Linked DNA regions of Homo sapiens: all the other regions are linked to region 3. The links are chromatin contacts, found by Hi-C or POLR2A ChIA-PET in ENCODE. All regions are on one chromosome and are shown on one strand. The core of a region is the stretch at or near the end of the contact, and the rest is flanking DNA. Distances in the headings are between cores, read along the strand shown.

The links. Hi-C counts contacts between places; a loop is a spot of excess contacts on that map. ChIA-PET counts read pairs that join two places held with the same protein, here RNA polymerase II (POLR2A). Pooled maps may share reads with other maps.
Region 1: a loop to region 3 is called in a pooled map, with 16 times the contacts of the local background. The contact joins the promoter of SMIM7 here to the promoter of HACL2 in region 3. A Hi-C loop is called at or near these places in 1 of 37 single-sample maps with no recorded cell type and 8 of 50 pooled maps. POLR2A ChIA-PET finds 5 or more read pairs at or near these places in 1 of 52 experiments (PC-9).
Region 2: a loop to region 3 is called in a pooled map, with 5 times the contacts of the local background. The contact joins the promoter of HSH2D here to the promoter of HACL2 in region 3. A Hi-C loop is called at or near these places in 1 of 50 pooled maps. POLR2A ChIA-PET finds 5 or more read pairs at or near these places in 2 of 52 experiments (K562 and activated naive CD8-positive, alpha-beta T cell).
Region 4: a map with no recorded cell type shows a loop between it and region 3 (5-fold over the local background). The contact joins the promoter of F2RL3 here to the promoter of HACL2 in region 3. A Hi-C loop is called at or near these places in 2 of 37 single-sample maps with no recorded cell type and 3 of 50 pooled maps.
Region 5: a pooled map shows a loop between it and region 3 (14-fold over the local background). The contact joins the promoter of C19orf44 here to the promoter of HACL2 in region 3. A Hi-C loop is called at or near these places in 7 of 50 pooled maps.
Region 6: a loop to region 3 is called in a pooled map, with 6 times the contacts of the local background. The contact joins the promoter of CC2D1A here to the promoter of HACL2 in region 3. A Hi-C loop is called at or near these places in 1 of 50 pooled maps. POLR2A ChIA-PET finds 5 or more read pairs at or near these places in 2 of 52 experiments (activated B cell and activated T-cell).

The regions. Positions count from the first base shown.
Region 1 is chr19:16,656,716-16,661,393 of GRCh38, reverse strand. It overlaps SMIM7 (small integral membrane protein 7), which reads left to right and starts at 1,250. Exons shown (of 5, transcript NM_024104.4): 1 at 1,250-1,309; 2 at 1,394-1,435; 3 at 1,947-1,999. The coding sequence starts at 1,284. It overlaps TMEM38A (transmembrane protein 38A), which reads right to left and starts at 255. Exons shown (of 6, transcript NM_024074.4): 1 at 53-255. The coding sequence starts at 176. RefSeq lists silencers at 188-437, 458-657.
Region 2 is chr19:16,140,674-16,144,934 of GRCh38, reverse strand. It overlaps HSH2D (hematopoietic SH2 domain containing), which reads right to left and starts at 1,250. Exons shown (of 6, transcript NM_001382417.1): 1 at 1,161-1,250. RefSeq lists enhancers at 848-897, 908-987, 1,128-1,387, 1,468-1,627, 1,115-1,809 and 2 more.
Region 3 is chr19:15,123,105-15,127,599 of GRCh38, reverse strand. HACL2 (2-hydroxyacyl-CoA lyase 2) reads left to right here and starts at 1,814. Exons shown (of 16, transcript NM_006844.5): 1 at 1,814-1,944; 2 at 2,531-2,675; 3 at 4,024-4,225; 4 at 4,357-4,484. The coding sequence starts at 2,541. It overlaps ILVBL-AS1 (ILVBL antisense RNA 1), which reads right to left and starts at 3,440. Exons shown (of 3, transcript NR_186314.1): 1 at 3,375-3,440; 2 at 3,095-3,136; 3 at 1,426-1,673. RefSeq lists silencers at 1,671-1,740, 2,311-2,360 and enhancers at 1,961-2,050, 1,545-2,308, 2,309-3,074.
Region 4 is chr19:16,887,179-16,891,426 of GRCh38, reverse strand. It overlaps F2RL3 (F2R like thrombin or trypsin receptor 3), which reads right to left and starts at 2,428. Exons shown (of 2, transcript NM_003950.4): 1 at 2,129-2,428; 2 at 1-1,854. The coding sequence starts at 2,237. The coding sequence ends at 806. RefSeq lists an enhancer at 1,154-1,753.
Region 5 is chr19:16,494,861-16,499,620 of GRCh38, reverse strand. It overlaps C19orf44 (chromosome 19 open reading frame 44), which reads right to left and starts at 3,227. Exons shown (of 9, transcript NM_032207.4): 1 at 3,156-3,227. CALR3 (calreticulin 3) reads left to right here and starts at 3,454. Exons shown (of 9, transcript NM_145046.5): 1 at 3,454-3,582; 2 at 3,769-3,870. The coding sequence starts at 3,492. RefSeq lists enhancers at 3,125-3,554, 3,189-3,689, 3,690-4,190.
Region 6 is chr19:13,903,497-13,907,891 of GRCh38, reverse strand. CC2D1A (coiled-coil and C2 domain containing 1A) reads right to left here and starts at 1,691. Exons shown (of 29, transcript NM_017721.5): 1 at 1,391-1,691. The coding sequence starts at 1,450. It overlaps BRME1 (break repair meiotic recombinase recruitment factor 1), which reads left to right and starts at 1,775. Exons shown (of 9, transcript NM_001345843.2): 1 at 1,775-2,177; 2 at 2,979-3,030. The coding sequence starts at 3,000. RefSeq lists a silencer at 1,317-1,376.

The DNA of each region.
Region 1 (4,678 bases), core at 1-2,500, 1.5 Mb before region 3:
CCGGCCCGCGCCACCCGCTGCCGGTCCCCTCCAGCCCCCCGCCCCGGCTCACCTGGCTCATACTTGAGGTAGAGGATGGAGACGATGAAGTAACTGAGGTCGAAGACGGGGAAGAGCGGCACCCGCGAGAAGCTGAGCGCCAGTTCGCCCAGGCTCAGCGCCGAGAGCAGCTCCATGGCGCCCGCCTGCCCGCCTGCCGGGTGCCACCCGGGGCCCCGGCCTCGTCCGTCCCGCCGCCCGCGGCCCGGCGACTGCGCCCCCGCAGCTGGGCCCGCCCCCGCCCGCCAGGCGCCACCCCAGGCCCGGCCCCCGCGGGAGAGGAGGGGCGACGGCCCACCCCGGGACAGGTGGTGGGGACGCCCAGCACCACGGACGCAGCTGGACGGTCGGGCGTCCCAGGCGTTGACCCTCCTGCCATCGCTACCCCGTTCCGCCCAGCGAGGCGGGGTGCGGGGCACCCGTGCAAGGCGAGGGAGGCTGGGGAGCTGCCTGTTCTGGGGGCCCGTCCCTCACGGAGCCCACCCACGCGGGACGCCCGTTCCCAGGGGGCCGGATCGGCCAGGACTTTGTCCCCGTGGGCTCAATTAGGACCCCGATCTTCGGTGGAGCCCAGTGAGGACCCCTACGCCATGGTGGGACCCCATGAATCAGAACCCCTGTTCCCCGTGGAGATAGGTTAGGACCTCGGTCCTCTGTGGAGCCCCGTCAAGACTTTTCTGCCCCATAGGGTCCGTTCGATCAGGAACCCCGTCTCCGGTGGGGCTCTGCAAATCAGGACGTCTTGTGGGGGGCAGCTCAGTGGGAACCCCCGTTCCCCATGGGGCCCAGGAGGATCTCATTTTAGAGCCCAGTTGGTTGGGGCACCCGTTTCTAGGGACCCCACTGCGTCAGGACCCCGCACCCTGTGCAGCTCAGGAGTCAAAGGATTCCTTTTGTCCAGAAGCCCAATTTGGGACCCCAGAAAGTGAGTAGGAATTGCTGCCCAGCTAACCCTACGGCATCGAGACCTCACGCATGCGCGGCACGCTTCGAACGCGTGACCCAATCCCGCCCCCAGGAGACCCCGCTCCTCCCATTCTGGCTCTCGGGGCCTCCCCAGCGAGGTGGGGCGCTCGCGCTCCCCTAAGGGGGTCTGGCCTGCAGAGGGCGGGACCCTCCCAGCCTTGACCTTCGATTGGCCCAGCCCTCGCCACTGTTGCTTTAGGATTGGTCGGCTTGTGCTCCTCTCCCCTCCCTCCCTGGGGCTTCCGCTTCCGGTTCTGACGGACGCTTCGGCCGTAACGATGATCGGAGACATCCTGCTGTTCGGGTAATTAGGGGGACCAGAGGCTGGGAAGAGAGAGCCAGGCAGGACGCGGGGGCGCCCCTAGTAACTGTAATTCTCCCTCTGCAGGACGTTGCTGATGAATGCCGGGGCGGTGCTGAACTTTAAGCTGTGAGTAGGTCGCGGCCGGACTGCGGCTCCATCCGGGGAACCCGTAGCCCCGCCCTCATAAGCGTGATCTCGGCGCACTTCTCAGGCCCCGCCCCCAAGCCGCAGGCCCCGCCCTATCCGCCCTCTGGGCACGCCTCCAGCCTGGTTTATCTTCCTCGCCCCCCACCCCCCGAGAGACCTTAAACCCATACTCTCCGTTCCTTGGTTGTCCCTCTGTTCACCTTCCTGGAGAGCTTAAGCCCCATCCCCCAAGAAATAGCCCCACCGCGGACCTTCCGCCCTGCACCCGCACTGTCGGGCCACTTTGTAAACGGTCGGTGGCTGCTGACCTGGCTGTGATTGTCCGGGCAGTGGGGGCCCAGAGAAGGGTATTGAACGTCAGAGGTCACACAGCAAGTTTGCGGCAGGGCCAGGGCTGAAACTTAGTGTTTGTGGCCTTCTGAGCTGGGGGTCAGGGGGCTGAGGACTCTATGTCCCATTGAAAGTGGACACTGTCTGCTCCTCTTTGTAGGAAAAAGAAGGACACGCAGGGCTTTGGGGAGGAGTCCAGGGAGCCCAGCACAGGTAAGGTCTAATTGGATCCTGGAATTGCATGGTCCACTTCAGAGGACAGTTCTGTTTCGCCAAGCCCTACCTTCGTTTTCTTTCTTTCTCTTTTTTTTTTTTTTTTTTTTTTGACACAAGGTCTTGCTCTGTTGTCCAGGTTGGAGTGCAGTGGTGCGATCATGGCTCACTGCAGACTCGACCTCCTGAGCTAAAGTGATCCTTCCACCTCAGCCCCCTTAGTAGCTGGGATTACAGGTGTGTGCCACCATGCCAGGCTAAATTTTGTATTTTTTGTAGAGATGGGGTTTCTCCACGTTGCCCAGGCCGGTCTCGAACTCCTGGGTTCAAGTGATCCCTGCCTTGGCCTCCCGAAGAGCTGGGATTACAGGCGTGAGCCACAAGTTTTCTCTTTAATTGAGCGTGTGTGTGAGTGGGAGATGACTGAGAATGTGCTAGCCTTTCTGCCTACCTCTGTCATCTATTTCTTTCTCCTACCAGACCTCCCTGATGTGAGCACTCACATCACTTCCTACCGTTATAATGTTCTGTTATGTTTGCTGTCATCTGGCTAATGTCTGCCCCTCACATATGACTGTAAACTTCAGAGAAGAGGCCCTAGCTTGGCTTGTCCCATCCTTTGTTCTTGCCGTACCCGTCCTCCGATGCCTGTGAATGAATGAATGAACAACCTCACACATAGCTGTTGCTTTCAGAGTGCTGCAGACCTGCCACTTTTAAAATTAGATGCCAACATTAGATTTTTAATCAGGAGATTTTATATAAAAATTAAGATGTCTGATTTTTCTTGAAAAATTGGAACATTCTGCAACTCAAGATTCAGGAGAGCTGTTTGCATCTATTGAGTGTAGTTGAGAAGGACTCTGAGGAGGTGGGGCCTGTAGACTCTGCCTCATCCCAGCCCTAACCCCTTCATATGTCTATCATCTGCCTGGGCCCTGGAGGCCCCAGAATTTACACTTCCTGCTGAATTTGATTGTGTAACTATTTGGAGTCTTAAGGGGATCTGTACATGACTATTGTATCCATTCATTAATTCTTTCATTCACCAGATATTTGAGTACCTAACGCATGCTGGCTACTGTGCTAGGTGCTGGGGTACAGCAGGGGTAAGACAGATAGAGTGGAACTTACCATGGGGTGGGACACATGGTTTCTAAGCAGGGAATAGATAGTGACAGAGGTGACGTTAGGTGACAGAGGCAGGGAGTCACAGGATGGTGATGGGGTTGCCCTCCTGCTGGGGTGTGGAAGGGAAGGCCATTTGAGGAGGCGGCGTCACAGTCAAGGCGGTGGATGCCATGATGGAGCACTGCCCAAGGATGGGGGAACCCTGAGGAACAGAGGTTTTCTTCTTTTAGAGACAGGGTCTTGCTCTGTTGCCCAGGCTGGAGTGCAGCGGCACAGTCATAGCTCACTGCAGCCTTGAGCTCCTGGGTTCAAGAGATCCTCTTGCCTCAGGCTCCCAAGTAGCTGGGACTACAGGCACTTACTACCACGCCTGGCTAATTTTCTAAATGTTTTTTGTAGAGATAGGTATCTCGCTGTGTTAACCAGGCTGGTGTCCAACTCTTGGTCTCAAACGATCCTCCCACCTCAGCCTCCCAAAGTGCTGGGATCACAGGCATGAGCTACCACGCCTGGCCGAGCTGAGATTTTGAAGACACTCCAGCAGCTCCCCTTTTTGGGGGCCTGCCCTTGGGTGCTGACCCAGTTAGGTGCTTCCTGTTAGTGTTGCATTCTCCCTCCATTCTTAAAAGATAATGGTCACTTTCCCATTTTACAGATCAGGAAACTGAGGGTCAGAGATGTGGCTCAACTTTTTTGTGGCCACATAGGGAATCAATGAGAATCAGGATTAGAACCTGGGTTTTTCTGACTCTAGCGGTTGTGCACTCAATCACTAGACCATCTGTCCGTCTATCCATTGATCCATCCATTCATACATTGACTCAGCAGCCATGTGTTACTTAACCCCCACGTGGAAGGCACTACCAGGCCCTAGAGTTGCACTGTACAGATCCGAATCAGAGCTCCAGTGGGCGGGAGATTTGGCACAAAGTGGCAGGAGCATCAGTGACAGGGATGCCAGGCAGGGCACCAGTGCTCTGTCAGGAGCTTCCTGCTTTGCTGTGTCCAGTCTCCTTCCAGCCCAGGTGCTGCACCTGCTGCTTCCCCTGTGGGAGCTGCTCTTTGCCCTCCATCCTCTTTGCCTGGCTTAACTGTAATACCATAGTGGCTGCATTTGTTGAGAGCGTCATGCGTGCCAGGCAGTGTGCTAAGGTCTTCCTAGCTGCCTGACACCCCTATTGACACAAGAGGGAATGCACATAGATAGTGCAGGGATGGTCCCAGGTCACCAGGTCACCTGTGCAGAAGGACAGAGGCAGGATTTGAGCTCACATTTGTTAAACTGCCCATGTTTGAGGTCAGAACTTGGAGCTCTGGCACTTCCTCAGAAAGCCTGTTTTTTGTTTTTTTGTTGTTTTTTTTTTTGAGATGGAGCCTCTCTCTGTTGCCCAGGCTGGAGTGCAGTGGCACCATCTCAGCTCCCTGCAATCTCCGCTTCCTGGGTTCAAGCAATTCTCCTGCCTCAGCTTCCCTATTAGCTGGGATTACAGGCACCCACCACCATGCCCAGCTAATTTTTGTATTTTTAGTAGAGATGGGGTTTCGCCA
Region 2 (4,261 bases), core at 1-2,500, 1.0 Mb before region 3:
AGATCACGAGGTCAGGAGATTGAGACCATCCTGGCTAACATGGTGAAACCCCGTCTCTACTAAAAATACGAAAAATTAGCTGGGTGTGGTGGCGGGCGCCTGTAGTCTCAGCTACTTGGGAGGCTGAGGCAGGAGAATGGCGTGAACTCGGGAGGCAGAGCTTGCAGTGAGCTGAGATCGAGCCACTGCACTCCAGCCTGGGCGACAGAGCAAGACTCCGTCTCAAAAAAAAAAAAAAAAAAAAAAAAGAGCCTAGAATTCGACCCAGATGGCCTGGGTTCAAACCCTAGCTCGCCCACTTAGCCGCTGTGTGACCTCAGATAAGTCACTTAATGGCTCTCTGTCCCTGTATTTCTGTCTTTAATTTGGGAATAATGATATTTACCTAGGAAAGTTTAGCTAGCACTGTGTATATATAGAGATATATATACAATATTCATGAATCCAGTTGTGACCTATCATGGGGTAATGTTTACAGGCTTATTCTTTTTTTTTACTTGGAAGAGCTCCTATTTATCCTTCAAAACCCAGTAAAAATGTCCCCTCCTCCAGGCAGCTTTCCTGCATCTCCCCCCAGACAACACCCTGGCACCCCTCTCTGTCCCCAACGTTCCCCCCTGTTCCTCTCTCTGGTCCAGCCATGACTCCATGGAGCTAGAGTGTCTTTATCTTGCTCTGTCTCCACCAGCCTGAGGGCCTCCTAGGGATCAGGGCTTAGGGCTAGGTTCCTGTGTTGTTGTTTTTTTCTGTGTCCTGGTGCTGGCCTGGCACAGAGGAGGGTGCAAGGGTCTTTGCTGGTGAACAGCTATCTAGTGATGAAAGACCGCATGCTCAAATTCAAGCTCCTGACCCTGGCCTGGGAGCCTCCTCTACTTCCCCGCTACCCACATTCTAGACCTAAAGACATCCTTGCTCTCTCTCTCTTGCCTCTCCATACCTTTGCTCATGCTGTTGTCTTGCCAAGACCCCCTTTTCCCTAACTCCAGCTCCATTTTCCATTTGTGGTCACCACAAATACCCCCTCCTCCACGAAGCTCTCCCCCATGCCCCTAGAAAATCCCTCCTGCCACCCCAGGCCCCACTAGCCCTGTCCCTCCTTCTGGCCTAGCCCAGCCCCCACGTTCTGTCTCCTCGAGGGCTGAGGCTCTTGGGTCACATACCTGGGAGACCCTTGGATGGCCGAGGCCCTCGCTGTAGCTGTGCCAGTGCCTGCAGGAGCCTGGGTTTCGATTCAAGGTCTGCACGTCAATGGGGCGGGGCTGGCTGCCCCGAGGCAGTTCCTGTTTCCTCAAGCAGGTGAGCCCTGGGGGCGGAACAAGGACAGCTCAAGTCACCCTGTCTGCAGTCCAACAAAGCATCTGGTGCCACAGGTGCAGAGACAGCTTGCTCCTGTCTTGCCCCCAGCAAGTTGTTATTGAGCACCTACTGTGTGCCTGCTGTTTGGAGGACACAGGGGTGACACGGAGACAGGTGCAGGCCCCCTGACTCCTGGCATCTATAATCTATCAAGCAGTGAAGAGGAGTGAGACATCATTACAAAGGGAGAACGGGGAACGGGTGCGGTGGCTCACACCTGCAATCCCAGCACTTTGACAGGCTGAGGCAGGCGGATCACTTGAGGTCAGGAGTTTGAGACCAGCCTGGCAAACATGGCAAAACCCCGTCTCTATTAAAATACGAAAATCAGCCGGGTGTGGCGGCGCACGCCTGTAATCCCAGCTACTCAGGAGGCTGAGGCACAAGAATTGCTTGAACCCGGGAGGCGGAGGTTGCAGTGAGCAGAGATCGCACCATTGCACTCCAGCCTGGGCAACGGAGTGAGACTCCTTCTCAAAACAAAAACAAAAGCAACAAAGGGGGAACAGAAACTGGGCGCGGTGGCTCACGCCTGTAATCCCAGCACTTTGGGAGGCCGAGGCGGGTGGATCATTTGAGGCCAGGAGTTTGAGACCAGGCTGGCCAACATGGTAAAACCCTGTCTCTACTAAAAATACAAAAATTAGGCGTGGTGGCGGGTGCCTGTAATCCCAGCTACTCAGGAGGCTGATGCAAGAGAATCGCTTGGACCAGGGACGCAGAGGCTGCAGTGAGCCGAGATCACGCCACTGCACTTTAGCCTGGATGACAGAGGGAAATTCTGTCCCCCGCAAAACAAACAAACAAAAAAACACCAGCTGGGTGCGGTGGCTCATGCCTGTAATCCCAGCACTTTGGGAGGCCAAGGTGGGCAGATCATTTGAGGTCAGGAGTTCGCGACCAGCCTGACCAACATGGAGAAATCCCGTCTCTACTAAAACTGCAAAATTAGCCCGGCGTGGTGACACATGCCTGTAATCCCAGCTATTTGGGAGGCTGAGGCAGGAGAATCGCTTGAACCCGGGAGGTGGAGGTTGCGGTTTGCTGAGATCTCACCACTGCACTCCAGCCTGGGCAGCGAGAGTGTAACTCCGTCTCAAACAAAACAAAACCAACGAAAACCAAACAAAACAAAACAAAAAAACAAAAAACCCCAAACAAACAAAAAAATCCAAAGGGGAAACAGGAAGTGGGAACAGCAGTTGCACAAACCCACAGAGGTGACCTAACTGACGTGAAGGAAGGGGCATTTGAGGGTGAGAAGGAATCATCTTGATTTGGGGAGTGCGTAGTGCAGAAAGAGTATATTTTTTTGTAGAGATGGGGTCTTGCTATATTGCCCAGGCTGGGGGAGGGAAGAGCAGGCACAAAGGCCTTGAAACTGAATTGAGCCTGGACAGGCTGGGGTCTCATGGCACGCATAGGTCCACACCAGGACTTCCTCCATTATAAAATATTTTAAAATATTTTTATTAATTGACTAACCTATTTTAGAGACAGAGTTTCACTCTGTCACTCAGGCTGGAGTGCAGTGGTATGATCATAGCTCACTGCAGTCTTGAACTGCTGGACTCAAGTGATCCTCCTGCCTCAGGCTCCCAAGTAGCTGGGACTACAGGCACACACCACCACACCTGACTAATTAAAAAAATATTTTTTTTGGAGATGGGATCTTGCTGTGTTGCCCAGGCTGGTCTCAAACTCCTGGGGCTCAAGCGATCCGCCCACCTTGGTTCAAGTGACTCTCCTGCCTCAGCCTCCTGAGTAGCTGGGATTAGAGGTGCCCACCAACACGCCTGGCTAATGTTTGTATTTTTAGTAGAGACAAGGTTTCACTATGTTGGCCAGGCTGGTCTCAAACTCCTGACCTCAGGTGATCCACCCGCCTCAGCCTCCCAAAGTGCTGGGATTACAGGTGTGGGCCGCCGTGCCAGCTTAAAATTCTATTTTACAACTGTGTTGGCATTAAGACCGATGTGGTCCAGGCTGGATTCCTTATTGTATATTTATTATTAGGATGTTCAGTTTTTTTTCTTCTGATTTTAAATAAGCTGAAGCCCTTTGGGAAGTCCCACACAGCACTTGGGTCCTGGGTGCAGGCCCTGTGTGCCTAACAGATTGGCCAGCTCTGGCCGTGTGCTCGTACCCCAGGCAGACAAACAAAACTACTTCCTCCTCTCCTTTCAGGCAGAAAGGGCCCAGATCCTACTGGGGGCCTCCCCAAGGGCCTATTGCCCTGGCCCAGCTGGGCTAGATAACCCCAGGCTCACCCTGGGTGCCTCTCTCACCCCCCTGCTCCTCCTCGGCAACAGCAGCACCTCGTCTGCCCTCTGTGGTCAACAAGGTCTAAGCAGGAGACACGTGGAGCCCTGCTTCTCACTCACCTGCTGTGTGTCCTAAGGTGAGTTGCTCAGCCTCTCTGAGCCTCAGTTCTGCATCTGTGCAATGGGCATAATAGCCCTCCTTAATCATGTGAAGATGCTAGGAGAGGCAACTCTCCAGCACAGCACATGGAGATGAGTTGGGAGTGAGAGAATCAGGACTCTTTGTTGTGACTTAATTCAAGCAAGGCCTTTGTGTTTGCCTGGGGGAGACTCTGGCTTGGGCCTCAGACCTCATGGGCTGAGCTGCCTTGGGCAACTCACTTCACCTCTCTGTGGCTAATCTCTTTTTCTTCTTCTTTTTTTTTTGAGTAGGGTCCCCTCACTCTGTTGCCCAGGCTGGAGTGCAGTGGTGCAGTCTCAGCTCACCACAGCCTCTACTTCCTGGGCTCAAGTGATCCTCCCATCTCAGCCTCCTGAGTAGCTGGGACTACAGGAGCACCACCACCACGCCTGGCTAATTTTTGGATTTTTGAAGAGATGGGGTTTTGTCATGTTGCCAGGTTGGTCTCGTTCAAGTGATC
Region 3 (4,495 bases), core at 565-3,064:
TGTAAGAGAATTAATTCCTGTTGTTTCAAGCCACCCAATTTGTGGTAATGTGTTATGGCCATCAAAGGAAATTAATAAAACACCTCAGGGCCTTTGCATGTGCCATCTTCTCTACCTGGATTACTCTTTCTCCAGATCCTTGTGGGGCCCATGTCCTCACTTCCTCCTGGTCTCTCTGCTCAACTGTCACCTCCTTAGAGAGTCCTTCTGCTTGTCCTAAGAGAGGCCCTTACTGTATCCCTCTAACTCAATAATTTGTTGCACTTCTCTTTAAATTTCGATCAATTTAGATACATGGTATTTGTTTCCTCCCCTGCCCCACACCCACCCCCTTTTTTTTAGAGACAGGGTCTTGCTCTGTTGCCCCAGCTGGAGTGCAGTGGCACGATCACAGCTCACTGTAGACACAACCTCTTGGGTTCAAGCAATCCTCCCTTCTCAACCTCCCAAGCAAAAGGGATAACAAGCACGTGCCACCATACTCAGCTAATTTTTTTTCTTTTAAAAAAAATTTTTTTTAGACAGAGTCTTGCTCTGTTTCCCAGGCTGGAGTGCAATGGCGTGATCTCAGCTCACCGCAACCTCCACCTCCCGGGTTCAAGCGATTCTCCTGGCTAAGTTTGTTTGTTTGTTTGTTTTTTGGAGAGACTGGGTCTCACTTTTTGGCCCCGGTTGGTCTCAAATTCCTGGCCTCAAGCGATCCTCCTGTCTTGGCCTCCCAAAGTGCTGGGATTACACACATGGACCACCATGCCAGGCTTGTTTCCCTTTTTAAAAAAATCACTTGTCCTCTGTGTATATTTGTTTCAGGGACTGTTGAATAATCCAGCTTTCGGCTGAGAAGCTTTTTGGACATTTGCCTAGTGACAATCTTTCTTTATCTGGGGAGAGATTGGTCAGATAATTAGTCTTGGAGCATGTTAAAGCTTTGTCTCCCAAGAAAGAATTTACATCTATTACAACATCTTTCTCTCTCTCTGGAAAATTGTATCCTTGTTATTAAGACTTTTTTTTTCTTTTTTAGCTTTACAGAAAAGCTGCAAAGATAGCAAGATAATTTTTGTCTACTCTTTATCCAGCTTCCCTGAATGCTAACATCTTATATAACCATAATACATTTACTGAAACAAAAAGATTAACACTGGTTCATTACTACTAACTCAACTCCAAACTTTATTTGGATTTCACCAACTTTATCCACAAATTTGTCCTTTTTTTGATTCCTGGATCCAGTCCAGGGTACTATATTGAATTTAGTTGTCACAGCTCCTTTCCCTCCTCTAGTCTGTGGCAGTGCCTCAGTCTTTGTTTTTCATGACCTTGACAGTTTTGTAGAGGTCTGGTTAGGCATTTTGTAGAATGTGACTCAGTGTGAATTTCCTTTGCTTACTACTATACCTATTATACAAAAAATATACACATATATATATATACATGCACAAATATTTATTTATAGTGTGGAAAATATACATAACATAAAATTTACCATTTTTTAAGTATTATTATTATTTTGTGAGACATGGTCTTGCTCTGGTACGGCCCCGCTGGTGTGGAAAGCGAGCTGTGTTCGGAGGGCCTGAACCTACGGGCTTCCACCGTGGGGCCAATGGAAAGCTGCGGAAGGTGGGCCCCCAAAGGTCTGGGCTCCTGAAGCCGCTGAGGGGCGTGGCCTCCTGGTTTTAAAACATAAAATGGGTGTGAGGTCTGCAGTGCGAGCCAATGAAAGGCAAGGGGAGGCGGGGTCTATGAGGGAGGCGGCCAGTAGAGGCAAGGCTCTTTCGGGTGGCCCCGGAGCGGGGCTCCGACTGTGCGCATGCGCATCGGGCCGGACTACGGGGCGCCGCTGAGCCAAGTGGGCCACCCGGGCACGGCCACGCTCCCGGGTCACGTGACACGGAGGGGGCCGAATTCTGCTGGAGGCAGCGCCATATCCTGGAGGTGAAGGTGAATAGCGTCGGGGGTCGAGCTGGTGTGGGAGAACCACATCCTGATGCGATGTGACCTCGACCCAGCCTGGCCCGGGGTCGGGGATCAGGCTCGGGCCCGTGCGCTCTTTAAGGGAGAGGCGTGGGTTGCGTGGAGGGTCGCGCCCGCTAACCCGGGGGCGTGACCTCGTGCCTCTTGGTGACGTAACATGGGGCGGGCTCACTACTGGGGCTGAGATTTGGGGTCCGGTTGTGGAAAGAGAGGCGGGGCTTCCGCCTGTCCATTGACAAGTAGGTAAGTGGAAGATAACTGTGTGGTGCTGTCGTCGCCACCTTGACTTGTGGTGGCTAGTTTGGGTGGGAGTGGTGGTGATGTAAAGGACTGGGGCTAGCCCCGCGAGGGGCGTGACCTTGTCACGGAGAGGCATGGCTTCACCCCGAGCCTAGGCGCACAAAGGGCGTGGTCTGGCAGGGTTGGGGGCGTGGCCGCACAGAAACTGGCGGCAAGGGTCGTGGCCCTGGATCCTGCTGCGAGAAGGGGCGCGATTTCTTCCGGAGAGGTTCCCTGTCGCGCCCAAGTCTGGGAAGTGCCCTTTCTCTCTTAGGTACCACCTCATGGAGACCCCCGCGGCCGCCGCCCCCGCTGGGAGCTTATTCCCCTCCTTCCTGCTCCTGGCCTGCGGGACGCTGGTGGCCGCCTTGCTGGGCGCCGCTCACCGCCTGGGGCTCTTCTATCAGCTGCTGCACAAGGTGCGGGGCACAGAATGGGAGGTGGGCTGGGGGCAGTCAAAGAGGGAGGGGCCTCGTGGTGCTGCTTCCAGCTCACTCATTGTGCAGGGTGGGAAAGCGAGCCCCGACTAGTCCAGAGGGACTGGTAAGAGGTTCTGTCCAGGGCCCTGTCTCCATTGCCACGCTGTGTATGGAGGCCTGGACTTTGCCACTGGTAAGAGAGAACACGGAAGCTGCCGCTGCCGGGGCACTCGCACCCCACCTACCTCCTTCCCCAGTGACTCTTTTCACAGAACAGATGGACAGCACTCTGTGCTCCCTAACCTGGATGGGATAAATGGGGCAGAGGGCAGGCTCCAGCGAGGGGGTGGCAGTGACAGTTTCATAACAGTTGCCCTCTGCTGAGCTCAGTACTGTAGACTTTCTTACCTACCCCTTACCTTTTCCTTGAAAGTAGGTGCTGTTCTTTCTGTCTTCATTTTCTGCAAGAGGAAGCTGAGGCTCAGAGAGATTGTGTGGTGGTTTGCCCTAGGTGACATGTTTGGAGAGAGCTGACCCCACAGGTGTCCCCCTAAACTCCTTGCACCTCTGTTTGAAATTTACCCCTTCTCCAGACCCCTTCCTCAACCCTTTCTCTCCTAGCAGGGACCAAGCTTGACCTCTCCCTCCCCAAACCCTTCTCTACTGCTTCCTCTGCTAGCCAGGAGTGATGCCACTGACCTTCAGGACTTAGGAGATTTAAAGCAAGCCTTGGATGTGTAGGGCTGTGAGGCAGCTGGAGTTGGGAGGCCTCGGCACAGTCTGTGCCAGCAGCTCACTCCCGTGCCAGGCACATGGTGGCTGGCAGCCTGTCAACTAAGCCCTGGGCCTGTTTAGCGTCCATCAGGAGGGCATCAGGGAGGCTGGGATCAGGAGCCCAGCTGCCAGGCTCTGCAAGGATACTGGAGGGCAGGGAGGAGTCACAGCAGATGGCTCCCTGCCATCTGCTCTGCGTGCGTTGTGCCCCTGGCCAAACCCCCTGGGTTATATAACCCTCTCCTCTCTCCCTGATTGCCCTGCCATCCTGGAGACAGGCAGTGTAACAGTGGGGCACTTAAGAGCGTGGGTTCTATTGAACTTTCAGTCTTACTTGGGCAAGCCTTGATGTCCTCAGCTGTAAGAGGGATGTAATGACAAGAGGATCTGATAAGATGTTATGCCTTGGTTTGAGCCTGGCATGTAGTATAATATATGCCTAACCAAGACCAAGCTTCTCTTGACCTCTCACCCTGCTCCTGCCCCCTTACCTGGGGCAGGGGGATTGCCCCCTTTCCCAGCTGCCCTCTGCCCTGGCCTTTAACTTTATTGCTCCACCTGTCCTTGGGCCCAGGTGGACAAGGCAAGCGTCCGGCATGGCGGAGAGAACGTGGCCGCTGTGCTGAGGGCCCATGGTGTGCGGTTCATCTTCACGCTGGTCGGTGGGCACATTTCCCCGCTGCTGGTGGCCTGTGAGAAACTGGGCATCCGTGTGGTGGACACACGCCATGAGGTCACGGCCGTCTTTGCTGCTGATGCTATGGCCCGCCTGTCCGGTGAGGGCATTGCAGAGAGGGCTGGGGACTGGTTGGACTGTGGGCTAGAGTGTCTGTGAGGGTAGGGGTTTTTCAGAGGTGGAAGAATGGCCAAGAGAGTGGGCATGGCTGTGATGGGCTCTGTGTTCCAGGGACGGTGGGCGTGGCGGCAGTGACAGCAGGCCCTGGCCTCACCAACACGGTGACTGCGGTGAAGAATGCTCAGATGGCTCAGTCCCCAATCCTGCTTCTGGGTGGGGCTGCCAGCACTCTGCTGCAGGTACCCAGTCC
Region 4 (4,248 bases), core at 1,179-3,678, 1.8 Mb before region 3:
TTTTGAGACAAGGTCTTGCTCTGTTGCCCAGGCTGGAGTGCAGTGGTACAATCATAGCTCACTGCAACCACAACCTCCCAGGCTCAAGTGATCCTCCCGCCTGTGCCTCTTGAGTGGCTGGGACTATAGGCGCATGCCACAATGCCTGGTTCATTAAAAAATTTTTTTGTGTGTAGAGATGGGATCCCCCTATGTTGCCCAGGCTGGTCCCAAACTCCTGGCTTCAAGCAATCCTCCATCTTGGCCTCCCAGAGTGCTGAGATTATAGGCGTGAGCCACTGCACCTGGCCGTCACTTTTCGTCTTTTTAAAATTGAATTAAATTAATTAATTAATTAATTTAGAGACAGGCTCTCTGTCACGCAGGCTGGAGTCCAGTGGCGCAATCTCGGCTCACTGCAACCTCTGCCTCCCAGGTTCAAGCGATCCTTCTGCCTCAGTCTCCTGAGTAGCTGGGATTACAGGCGCCAGCCACCAAGCCCAGCTAATTTTTGTATTTTTGGTAGAGATGGGGTTTTACCATGTTGCTCAGGCTGGTGTTGAACTCCTGGGCTCAAGTGATCCATCCGCCTTGGCCTCTTAAAGTGCTGGGATTACAGGCGTGAGCCACCAGGCCTGGCCTCTCCTTATCTTATGAGGACACCACCCACACTGGATGTAAGGCCCACCCTTCTCCAAAGTGACCTCCGCTAGTGACAGTTGTAACAACCCTATTTCCAAATAAGGTCACATTCTGAGGTCCCAGGAAGGACGTGAAGTGGGGGAAGGGACCCTGTTCGACCCAGTACAGCCTTCCCCACTTTGTGTCACTGGAGCAAAGAGGAGTGGGTGCCCATGCCCCGGCTGCCCCCTTCCGCAGAGGCCTTGGAGGCCACGGTGTCCCCCGGCGACCGTTGGAAGAGCCCTGCCCGCACCTTGTCCCTGAACTCGGCCGACACGTAGTAGTAGATGAAGGGATCCACGCAGCTGTTGAGGGTGCTCAGCGCCAGGCTGGGCACGTAGGCACCATAGAGGTTGCCCCAGGCGCTGGGGCTCGGGTCCGAGTAATGCAGCAGCAGCAGCAGGTTGCTGGGCACGAAGAAGGCCACGGCGGAGGCCAGCACCACTGCGGTCAGCCTCAGCGCGTGGCCGTAGCGCCGGCCGCTGGCCGCCAGCGTGTGCAGGGTGGCCCCGTAGCACAGCAGCATGGCCAGCAGGGGCAGGAAACAGCCCAACAGCGCCAGGCAGGTGAAGGCCGGTTGCCAGTGGGAGGCCTGTGCGTCCAGGGGCAGCGCGTCATGGCAGAGCACGCGATCGGAGCGCGCCAGCCGGAAGGTCTGCCGCTGCAGTGTCAGGGGCAGTGCCAGGGCGGCCGCCATGAGCCAAGCAGCCATGCAGAGTCCAAGGGCCAGGCGCCGGCCACGCAGGGCGCGGGCCCGCAGCGGGTGCACCAGGGCCAGGTAGCGATCCAGGCTGACGGCGGCCAGCAGCAGCACTGAGCCATACATGTGACCATAGAGTGCGGCCGTGGCCAGGCGGCAGGCGGCCTCCCCGAAGGGCCAGCGCTGGCCACGCAGGTGGTAGGCGATCCGCGGGGGCAGCGCCAGGGCCAGCAGGAGGTCAGCAGCCGCGAGGTTCATCAGCAGCATGGTGGAGGGCAGCCGAGGTGCCTGCGTGGCCAGCACCCACAGCGCCAGCCCATTGGCCGGCAGCCCCACCACCAGGACCAGCCCATAGAGGGCGGGCACCAGCCTGGTGGGCACCCAGCCCAGAAGCAGTGCCCGTGAGCTGTCCGGGAGCTCCAGGGTGTCACTGTCATTGGCACAGACTTGGCCTGGGTAGCCGCGGGGGGCAGGCAGGATTGAGGGCGTGCTGTCTGGGAGAGAGAGGGGACCTCAGTCAGCCCCTGCCTCGGCAGGTGACGAGAAGCAGCAGGGAGGGAGGTGCTCAGAGCCTGGGGTCTGCCCTGGTGGGAAACAGCTGGACATGACACTCAAGGGAATAGCCCAGCCCTATGGGGTCAGAGACGGGATACAGAGTGGGCTGGGCTGAAGCCCGCAACTTCCCGGCCTCCCCCTCCCCAGCTCCGGGCCCCCAGCTCCATCTCTGATGTAACCCCATCTCTGCACCCCAAAGCCAGGACCACTCACCATCACCACCTCCGGTGCTCCCGCTCTCGTCGTAGACGCTGGGGGTCTGGGTGCCGCCAGACAGGCTGAACCCCAGCACCAGGGGCCACAGGAGCAGTCGCCCCCACATGACTGCACTCAGGCTGCTCTGGGCTGTGGCCTCAGGCTTCCTGCCTCGCCGGACCCTGAGCCCCAGCTTCTGGAGCCGAGGCGGACGAGCAGATCGCGCCGGTAGAGATAAACCAGGAAGGCTGCCCCTGCCCCCGCAGACCCACCAGGGCCGCTTGCCAGCCAGCCCGTGGGAGGACTGGAGTGTGGGTTATGGAGACCGGGCTGCCCCACGTGGCTATATCCAGTGTGGCGCCTCCCAGGGACCCAGGTGCCAGGCCAGCAAGATGCAGGGGGGGGGGTCCCAGCTGCAGCCAGCACCCCCGGTCCCTGACCAGCCCAGGAAGCATCTGCGGTTCAAGTGGCCACTTCCTGCCAGCCGCTCACATCTGCAGCCACTGTTCTCACGACAGCCCTGTCCTCACCCCAATCCCCACGCCCATCACGGGCTCTGGGCCTTTCCTGAAGTCACCCCCCGACTTCCTATCTCTGGTGAGCAGGATAAGAAGAGCCCTGCTAGGCCAGGCACGGTGGCTCACGGCTGTAATCCCAACATTTTGGGAGGCCAAGGCAGGCAAATCACCTGAGGTTGGGAGTTTGAGACCGGCCTGACCAACATGGAGAAACCCCATCTCTCATAAAAATACAAAAATTAGCTGGGCTTGGTGGCAGATGCCTGTGGTCCCAGCTACTCAGGAGGCTGAGGTGGGAGAATTGCTTGAACCCAGGAGGTGGAGGTTGCAGTGAGCCGAGATCTTGCCACTGCACTCCAGCCTGGGCAACAGAGCGAGACTCGGCAAAAAAAAAAAAAAAAACCAAGGATGGGCGCCTCCCAGAGGGTAATAGCGAGGGTCCCTTCAGACCCCCAGAGCAGCACGAGCCCAGCGTCAGGGACTCTGGCTGAACCTCGAGAGCCCCTCAGCATCCTCGGCTGACCCCATACTCACAAGGCACCCCTGTATGAGTGCCTCACTTCACTCTTGCCCAGGGGACACACGGGCATCTGTAGGGGAGACAGTGATGCTGGGGACAGCACCTGCCGAGGACCGGGGGGACTTCGGGGTGTGTGGCTCGCCTGCTCTGACCTCTGACCCTGAGTGAGGTGGCCAGGTTGAAGGGTCCCCAAGCCAGCCTCCAGGGGGCCTCCCTCCTCTAGCCCCAGCACATCCCCACTCCTGGGTACCATTGGATGGGGGCTCATCGGGCAGATGAAGAAACTGAAGCTCGGGGGGGTACCCCTTCCCTCTTCTGCACAAGGCCCCTCAGTGTTGTCCCTCCCTGCCTCAGAGAGGCCTCAACCCGTCGTGCCCTGGGGGAGTCTGGTATGGGTGGTTCTGGCCCCAGTGTGCTCAGCGCTGGGCTACAGGGGATGGGGGACAGGGCTTGGGGGGGTCTGGGAGCAGGAGGGCCTAGTTGGGAGCCATGAGGATTGGGGAAAATAAAATGAACTAGGGATGGGGGAGGGAGGGGTCCAATGTGGCCGTTTCCTGCCTGGGGGAGCCCTAATCTCATCACACACTTGAGCACTCGGGGATCAGCCAGGAAGTGACTGAGCAGAGTCTTGGACAGAGTCAACACCCAGCTCCAGGAGGAGACACTGAAGCCTGGAGAGAGAGTCTAGCTGGGGCAGGGTCTCAGAGGCCCTGCTCCCATTTCTGGGCAGTTTCCATGGCCACCAATGAGAAAATCAGCTTCACGTCAATGACTTGGGGAAAAAGGTGGCTGAGGACACCCTCAGCACACGGAAAACCCACGCCTGGGCTCCCCCCTCCACCGTCTTCTCTGTGAGCAGAGTGGGAAGCTGTGCAGGGGAGGCTGGGCACACCGGCAGTCCAGTGATGCTGGGGCAGGGTGGTTTGAAGATGATGCATCAAAATAGTGATGCACGACCGGGCGCAATGGCTCACGCCTGTAATCCCAGCACTTTGGGAGGCCAGGTGGGTGGATCACGAGGTCAAGAGATCGAGACCGTCCTGGCCAACATGGTGAAAACCCGTCTCTACTAAAAATACAAAAATTAGCCAGACATGGTG
Region 5 (4,760 bases), core at 1,978-4,477, 1.4 Mb before region 3:
AAAGGCTTCCGAAGATTACAAAGACTTTAAAAGATGAAAAACTACAGGCCGGGTGCGGTGGCTCATGCCCGTAATCCCAGCACTTTGGGAGGCCAAGGCGGGTGGATCACGAGGTCAGGAGATCGAGACCACGGTGAAACCCCGTCTCTACTAAAAATACAAAAAAATTAGCCGGGCGTGGTGGCGGGCGCCTGTAGTCCCAGCTACTCCGGAGGCTGAGGCAGGAGAATGGCATGAACCCGGGAGGCGGAGCTTGCAGTGAGCCGAGACTGCGCCACTGCACTCCAGCCTGGGTGACAGAGTAAAACTCCGTCTCAAAAAAAAAGAAAAAAAAAAGATTCTATACAAGAATGAATTATGATTCCTATTAACAATCTGTTTCCCGAATAAACTTGTTTGCTTGTTCCTATCTTAACTACCCTGTACTAGGAGTGCCCAGCACAGGACTGACCACAGGGGTCAGAGAACAGAAAAATATGCCTGGCAGAAATAATGCAGACTTCCTGGTCTGTGTGACCCCGGGCAAGTTACTTAATCGCTCTGTGTCAGCCTGCTCATCTGTAAAAATAACAATTACTACCCTCATAGGATTCCTATATATTCTGTGTGGGACATGAAAAAGTGCTCAGTAACATTTAAATGCCAGTAACAGACTAGGCGTGGTGGCTCACGCCTGTAATCCCAGCACTTTGGGAGGCCGAGGTGGGCGGATCATGAGGTCAGGAGATAGAGACCATCCTGGCTAACACAGTGAAACCCCGTCTCTACTAAAAACACAAAAAATTAGCCGGGCGCGGTGGTGGGCGCCTGTAGTCCCAGCTACTCAGGAGGCCGAGGCAGGAGAATGGCATGAACCCAGGAGGCAGAGCTTGCAGTGAACCGAGATCGCGCCATTGCACTCCAGCCTGGGCAAAAGAGAGAGACTCCGTCTCAAAAAAAAAAAAGAAAAAAACCATGAGGAGCTACTACTTCACATCCCCTAGCATGGCTATAATCAAAAATACACGTAACAAGTGTCAGTGAGGAAGTGAACAGATTGAAGCCCACAGTGGCTCACACCTGTAATCCCAGCACTGTGGGAGGCCAGGATGGGAGGACTGTTTGAACCCATGAGTTCGAGACCAGCCTGGGCAACATAGGGAGACTCCATCTCTACAAAAAATGAAAAAATTAGCTGGGTCTGATGGCACACACCTGTAGTCCCAGTTACTCGGGAGGCTGAGGTGGGAGGATTGCTTGAGCCCAGGAGTTTGAGGCTGCAGTGAGCTATGATCGTGCCACTGGACTCCAGCCCGGATGATAGGGCAAGACCCTATCTCTAAAAAAAATAAAGAAATTGGAACCCTCATATGTTGTTGGGGGAATTGTAAAATTATGTAGTCCTCAATGTGGAAAACAGTTGGTTCCTCAAAAGGTTAGACATAGAGTTACCATGTGATCCAGGGATTCCACTCCCATGTGGCCCAAGAGAAATGCAAATGTATGCAAATGTTCGTAATAGTTTTGTTTTGTTTTGAGACAGGCTCTCACTCTGTTGCCCAGGCTGAGTGCAGTGGTGTTATCATGGCTCACTACAGCCTCGACCTCCCGGGGTCACGCGATCCTCCCACCTCAGCTTCCTGGGTAGCTGGGACTACAGACACACATTGCCATGCCTAGCTAACTTTTTGTAGAAACAAGGTCTCACTGTGTTGCCCAGGCTGTTCTCAGATTCCTGGGGTTCTAGAGATCCGCAGCCTCAGCCTCCCAAAATGCTGAGATTACAATCCCACATCATCATACCTGGCCCCATAATATTTATTACTCCTAGTAGACTAAAACGGAAAACAATGTAACTATCCATTAATTAGTGAATGGATTACAAACTATGGTCCATCCATACAGTGTAATACAGTTCAGCAATTTAAAAAACAAATACTAATATAACAGCACGCAGGAATCTCAAATACATCACGCTAAGGGAAAGTAGCCAAGCCGGGCGCAGTGGCTCACGCCTGTAATCCCAGCACTTTGGGAGGCTAAGGCGGGCGGATCACGAGGTCAGGAGATCGAGACCAGCCTGACACACATGGTAAAACCCCGTCTCTACTAACAATACAAAAATTAGCGGGGCGTGGTGTCATGCGCCTGTAATCCCAAATACTCAGGACGCTGAGACAGGAGAATTGCTTGAACCTGGGAGGCGGAGTTCGCAGTGAGCCGAGATCGCACCATTGCACTTCAGCCTAAGTAACAGAGCGAGAATCTGTCTCAAAAAAAAAAAAAAAAGGAAAGAAAAAAGAAAGTAGCCAGACACTAAACTCCACACACCCTATCATTTCATTTGTAAGAACTGTCAAGAAAAGGCAAACCAATAAACTCAGAAAGCAGATCGGGCCGGTGCTGTGACTCACGCCTATAATCCCAGCACTTTGGGAGGCCAAGGCTGGCAGATTACGTGAGGTCAGGAGTTCGAGACCAGCGTGGCAAACATGGTGAAACCCCATCTCTACTAAAAATACAAAAAATTAGCCGGAGTGCAGTGGCATGATCACAGCTCACAGCAGCCCTTGACCTCCTGGACACAAGCAATCCTCCCTCCTGCCTCAACATCCTGAGTAGCTGGGACTACAGGCGCGTGCCACTACACCTGGCTAATTTTTTATTTTTATCTTTTTTAGAGATGGGGTCTCGCCAGGTTGCCCAGGCTGGTCTGGATCTCCTGGCCTCAAGTGATCCTCCCGCCTCTGCCTCCCAAAGTGCTGGGATTCCAGGCGTGAATCACCGCGCCCGGCCTGACGCAAAGTTCTAAAGCTGGATGAGCTGGATGGTGGCGACGGCTTCACAACTTTGTAGATTTACTAAAAATAACGGAGTCGTCAGCTTAAAAGTGGCGAACACTATGGTATGTAAATGAAGGCTCAATAAAGTTGTTACAAATCAACAAACCAAAACTTGAAAACCCTGGCGCCCCTGAGACCATCCTGCTCTTCTCCCCAGCTATGAAGCGACCCGCGCAGGACCATGCTCCAATAGACCCCAGACAGGGAAACTGAGGCGCGGGACCATCCTGCAGCGGCCCAACCAGCTCAGCCCCGGAGAAGGCCCCATTTCCCCGTATCCCCCTCGCGAGCCCGGACGCCCAGCTAGGTCACCTCCCCACCAGCCCTGCCGACCTCTTCCCACGCCGTCCATTCGCAGAGGCAGCCGCCACATTCACGCCTGAAGGAGCGGTTGCCCTGGGCAACAGAGCCAGAGCAGAAGAGACTACATCTCCCGGGAAGCACCGCGCCCCGCAGACCAATGGCGCCCCGAATCACAATCGCGGGGTGTCATGGGAGCGGTAGTTCCGGGGCGGGCCCAACGTGCCCCGCGCCGCAGCGACCAATGGGACCCTCAGGTCATAATCGCGAGTTGTGACGGGAGTTGTAGTTTCGGGACGCGCCTGAAGAGCCGCAGAGAGAGCTGGGAGCTAAGGGGTGGCGGCGACCGGAAGCGCAGTGCACACCCCCATGGCCCGGGCTTTGGTCCAGCTCTGGGCCATATGCATGCTGCGAGTGGCGCTGGCTACCGTCTATTTCCAAGAGGAATTTCTAGACGGAGGTGAAGGGGCCACGCCCGTGGTGGCGGAGGTGTAAGCTCCCCCATCTCCGCCCCCTAAGGCTGGCCAGAGTCGCCACGGGGTCCACGGCAGCGAACCCTCGAATCCTCGAGGGTCCCCTTCACCCTTCCCTTAGCCCAAATTAACCATTATCACCTCTAACCGGTGTTATTTCCCCTTCCCCACAGAGCATTGGAGAAACCGATGGTTGCAGTCCACCAATGACTCCCGATTTGGGCATTTTAGACTTTCGTCGGGCAAGTTTTATGGTCATAAAGAGAAAGATAAAGGTTAGTGTAGAATCAGGACCAAATTGAGCCTAATGTTACATTTCCATAGCAACCTCTCTAGGTAGTTGTGGCACAGCCAAAACGCTTTTATTCCCGTTTTACAGATGAAGACATTAAGGCAAAGGTAGAACTTAAGGGGCTCCTTTCCTTGTTTTTTTGTTTCTTCTCTCCTTTTTTTTTTTTTTTTTTTTTGAGACGGAGCCTTGCTCTGTTGCCCAGGCTGGAGTGCAGTGGCGCGATTTCGGCTCACTGCAACTTCCACCTCCCGGGTTCAAGCAATTCTCCTGCCTCAGCCTCCCGAGTAGCTGAGACTACAGGCGCGCGCCACCATGACCGGCTAATTTTTGTACTTTTAGTAGAGACAGGGTCCACGTTGGCCAGGCTGGTCTCGAACTCCTGACCTCATGATCCACCCACCTTGGCCTCCCAAAGTGCTGGGATTACAGGCATGAGCCACAACATCCAGCCTCCTCTCTCCTTTCTTTATTGCCAAAGATTCCTTTTTTTTTTTTTTTTTTTTTTTGGTAGTAGGAGTCTCGCTCTGTCGCCTAGGCTAGAGTGCAGTGGCACGATCTTGGCTCACTCAAACCTCCGTCTCCCGGGTTCAAGTGATTCTCTTGCTTCAGGCTTCTGAGGAGCTGCGATTACAAGCGTGCGCCACCATGCCCTGCTAATTTTTTTAGAGACAGAGTTTCACCACATTGCCCAGGCTGGACTCAAACTCCTGGCCTTAAGTAATCCACCTGCCTCGGCCTCCTAAAGTGCTGGGATTATAGGCGTGAGCCATGGTGCTTGGCCTATTATCATTATTATTACTTTTATTGGTATTAGGTCCCCTGAAGTCCAAGGAGACATATTCAGCTTATTTGGTATAATAAAATCATACTTGA
Region 6 (4,395 bases), core at 442-2,941, 1.2 Mb after region 3:
TGTAGGTAAAAAATGGCCAAATATTGGCAATTATGTATGGTTCCACCAACTAGTAATAATGATAATAGTAACATTTATTGAGTGCTATGTTCTAGCACTTTCCATAAACTATCTCAATGACTCTCTACAACTGTCCTGTAATGTAGGGTCTCTTGGAGGTCTCCATTTTTAATTTTTTATTTATTTATTTATTTTCAGAAGGAATTTATTTATTTATTTTGAGAAGGAGCCTTGCTCTGTCACCCAGTCTGGAATGCAGTGGCGCGATCTCAGCTCACTGCAACCTCCGCCTCTCGGTTCAAGCGATTCTCCCACCTCAGCCTCCCGAGTAGCTGGGATTACAGGTGCCCGCCACCATGCCCAGCTAATTTTTGTATTTTTAGTAGAGATGGGGTTTCGCCATGGCCTCCCAAAGTGCTGGGATTACAGGTGTGAGACACCACCCCGGACTTCCATTTTTAATTTTTTATCTTTATTTTAGAGAAAGAGTCTTGTTCTGTCACCCAGGCTGGAGCAGAAGTAGCGCAATCATAGCTCACTGCGGTCTTGAACTCCTGGGCTCAAGCAATCCTCCCTTCTTAGCCTCCCAAGTAGTAGTACTACAGGCACATGCCACCATGCCCAGTTAGTCTTTTTTTGTCGAGACGGGGGTCTTGCTTTTGCCCAGGCTGGTCTCAAACTCTGGCCTCAAATGACTCTCCCACCTCTGCCTCCGCCTCCATCTCCTGAAGTGCTGGGATTATAGAGATCTCCATTTTACAGATGAGAAAGCTGAGGCTCAGAGCTGTAAAGTCAAGTGTCCGATGTACAGAGGCCAGGAGGGAACTTCAGGTCAGCCAGACTCTAATATCTGAACACCAAGCTATGTCCTGGGCTCCTTCCATCAAAACTGAGAAAAATCAAACTATCTGGTGCCTGGGGCAAAGAAGTCGGGAGAGTGAGAAGGGGTCCAGCCACAGTGCCATAAGCTTATGGCTGCAGCCCTGGATTTGTGCTTAGCCCTGGCCAAGCTGTTAATCCCTATGACCTTGGGCAGATGTCTTCACGTCTCTGAGTCTCAAAGTCCTCATCTGTACAATGGAATAAAAAGAGTCTGACATGGCCCGACTGATGCAAGGGTTTGATGTGTCAAGTCCGAGGACTGCCCCTCCTCGACTGGAGCAGCTGTGGCAACAGGTGGCCCCGAACCCGGGGCAGGGCCCCAGGAGCTGGGGAGCCAAGGCCAGTAGGCCACACTTGGGTGGTGTTGGAGCCTCACCTGGGGGGAGGCGGGGACCGGGGCTTACCTGTGGGGCGGAGATCGGGCTTCCCTGGGGGGTGGGGCCCTTCCCTGAGCGAGTGACGGGGGTGGGGAGGGATCCCCAGGTCGGGCCGTGGGGCGCAAACTCACCTGGCGGGCGGCCGCGGCGCCTCTGCCCGGGGGTCCCGGGGGTCCTTTCCTCTTGTGCATCTTCAAGGCTGGATGCCCGGACCACCTGCCCCCAAGCCCGGCCTTGCCCTGCCTCCTTCCCCGGGCTCTGTCGCCGCGCACTCGCCCTTCCTGAGTCCTGCACTCCTCGTCGGCGCCCCGCGGCCGTCGATCCCGAGCCCTCGCTTCCCTGCTTGGCCGTCCCACTTCCGCCTCGGGCCTCGGGCGCCGCCGCACCGGAGCGCGGCCACTGGGCTCGCCGGGTCTGCCGAGCCGAAACTACAACTCCCGGCAGGTAGTGCGTGGGCGCGCAGGCGCCTGGCTGGGGCGGTGCTGACTGTCGCGGGCTGCGAGGGCGGTGTTTGCGTCGCTCATGCGCGGGGCGGGACCTCGCGGGGCGCGGGAAAGAGGCAGAGCGCGCGCAGGTGTGAGGGGCGGCGACATCTGTGGGGTTCAGAGCGTCTGTCAGTCACCGACGGGCTCCGGCTTCACGTGGGCTCTCGGCCTGTGGAGTCCTCACTTCTCGGTGGTCGGCGTAGTGTCAGTGTGGGGCTTGTCACCGGGAGCGGGGTCTACAGCGCCCACCCTCAGGCCTTTCCATCTTTCACCTCCGGACTCGAGGCCTCCAGCGTTCTGTGAGGGCCAATTTGGCCATTTATTTTTTCCAAAAAGAGTAACGCGGATAATTCAAGCGACTTATTCCCAACTGATCCAGGCAGAGCTCGTTTCTGATAAGGACAGAGGGTCCTCAACGACTTCTGTGGCCCAGGTCCGTTCTGGTTTGCCTCGCCCCCAAGGCTGGGAGAAACCGGCCTATGGCAGCTCTTTCCCCTCCAAGGACCCAGCTGTCCCCTTTAAAGTGGCACGATCTTGGCTCATTGCAACCTCTGCCTCCTGGCCTTGTACCACAGCCTCCTGAGTAGCTGGGATTACGGGTGTGTGCCACCGCACCTGACTAATTTTTTTTTTTTTTTTTGAGACGGAGTCTCGCTCTGTCGCCCAGGCTGGAGTGCAGTAGAGCGATCTCGGCTCACTGCAACCTCTGCCTCATGGGTTCAAGGAATTCTACTGTCTCAGCCTCCCAAGTAGCTGGGATTACAGGTGTGCGTCACGATGCCCAGGCTAATTTTTGTGTTTTTAATAGAGAGGGGGTTTCACCATATTGGCCAGGCTGGTCTCCAGAGGCCCCTGGAGAGTCCTCAAGTGTCCTTGGAAGGGCCCCCAGATACCCCAGTCTGGAGGGAGGGGCTTCACACAGGCTGTTTCATCCTAGGGACCAGAGTCTGGGTCCCCGGGGCTATCTATAAGGACCCCCCAGGGCCCATTTGTCTTTCAGGTCCTGGGCATAAGATCTTCAGTTTGGAGGAGGTTTGAATTCCTACCTGGCCATGGCCCAAAGTGGCTGTGACTCTGTGTCCCATCCTGTGTCCCAGTGGGAGCCATCTGACCCCTGGGGCAGCCAAATGGGCTGAGGTGGAGGTAGGGGTAACCTCTGCTCTCAGCCAAAGCCACTGGATATAAACAGAGACAGAGACTGCTTATAATGATGAGAGATTTTGCTTGTTTTCAGATTTCTCAAGGGGAAGATAAAATGACTAAGAGGAAGAAGCTGCGGACCTCAGGTACGTTCATTCAAATGGACACTTGTTGATTTCTGCTTCTGCTTGTGGGAAGAATGTGGGCTTGTTTATTGCAGATCTGGCTAACACGACTGCCTTAACCTCCTTAAAAGGAAGCAAGGATTGGCCGGGTGCGGTGGCTCACACCTGTAATCTCAGCACTTTGGGAGGCCGAGGCGGGCAGATCACAAGGTCAGGAGTTCAAGACCAGCCTGACCAACATGGTGAAACCCCGTCTCTACTAAAAATACAAAAATTAGCCAGGTGTTGTGGCACATGCCTGTAGTCCCACCTACTCGGGAGACTGAGGCAGGAGAATCGTTTGAACCTGGGAGTCCGATGTTGCAGTGAGCCAAGATGGTGCCACTGCACTCTAGCCTGGGCAACAGAGCAAGACTCTGTCTCAAAAAAAAGAAAAAGACAAAAAGGATTTAATTCATGCTGGTAAGAAAAATAGAAGGCCGGTGTGGTGGCTCACGCCTGTAATCCTAGCACTTTGGGAGGCCGAGGTGGGCGGATCGCTTGAGTCCAGGAGTTCAAGACCAGCCTGGGCAACATAGCGAGATCCTGTCTCTACAATGTAAAGTAAGGAAATTAGCTGGGCGTGGTGGCAGGCACCTGTAGTCCCAGCTACTCAGGAGGTTGAGGCAGGAAGATTGCTTGAACTGGGAGGTGGAGGTTGCAGTGAATCCAGATCGTACCACTGCACTCCATCCTGACTGATAGATTGAGGCCCTGTCTCAAAAAAAAAAAGAAAGAAAGAAAAATAGAAATAACGGAGAGGGCATACAGGAAAAGTAAAAGTGAAAGTTTTCTGGAGCTTCTGCAAGCCTCTGGTGGGGTCCCACAGCTTAGAGGAGGCCTCCCCGGGCTTCAGGGCAGCGGGACAGCCTCCCTGCGGAACCAGTCCCAGAGATGACCCCTGGAATAATGCTTGATGTACTACAAGGCCACTCGGTATGTGGCTGAGTGTTTTACTCTGGGGCCCAAAACCTGGGTTCATCCCAGTTCTGCTCAGTGTGTGGTGGTGGATGATTTCCTCTGTGCCACAGTTTCCCCTTTTGTAAATTGGGGATAATAAAAGCCACTACCCTTTCCTTTAGAGCAGTGTTTCTCAACTAGGTGAGAGGAAGGGATTTTGACCTCCAGAGACAGCTGGCAATGTTTGGAGACTTTATTTTTTTTTTTTTTGGAGACCAAGTCTGACTCTGTCGTCCAGGCTGGAGTGCAGTAGCAAGATCTTGGCTCACTGCAGCCTCCACCTCCTGGGTTCAAGCGATTCTGCAGCCTCAGCCTCCTAAGTAGCTGGGACTACAGATGTGCACCACCACGCCCGCCTAATTTTTGTATTTTTAGTAGGGATAGGGT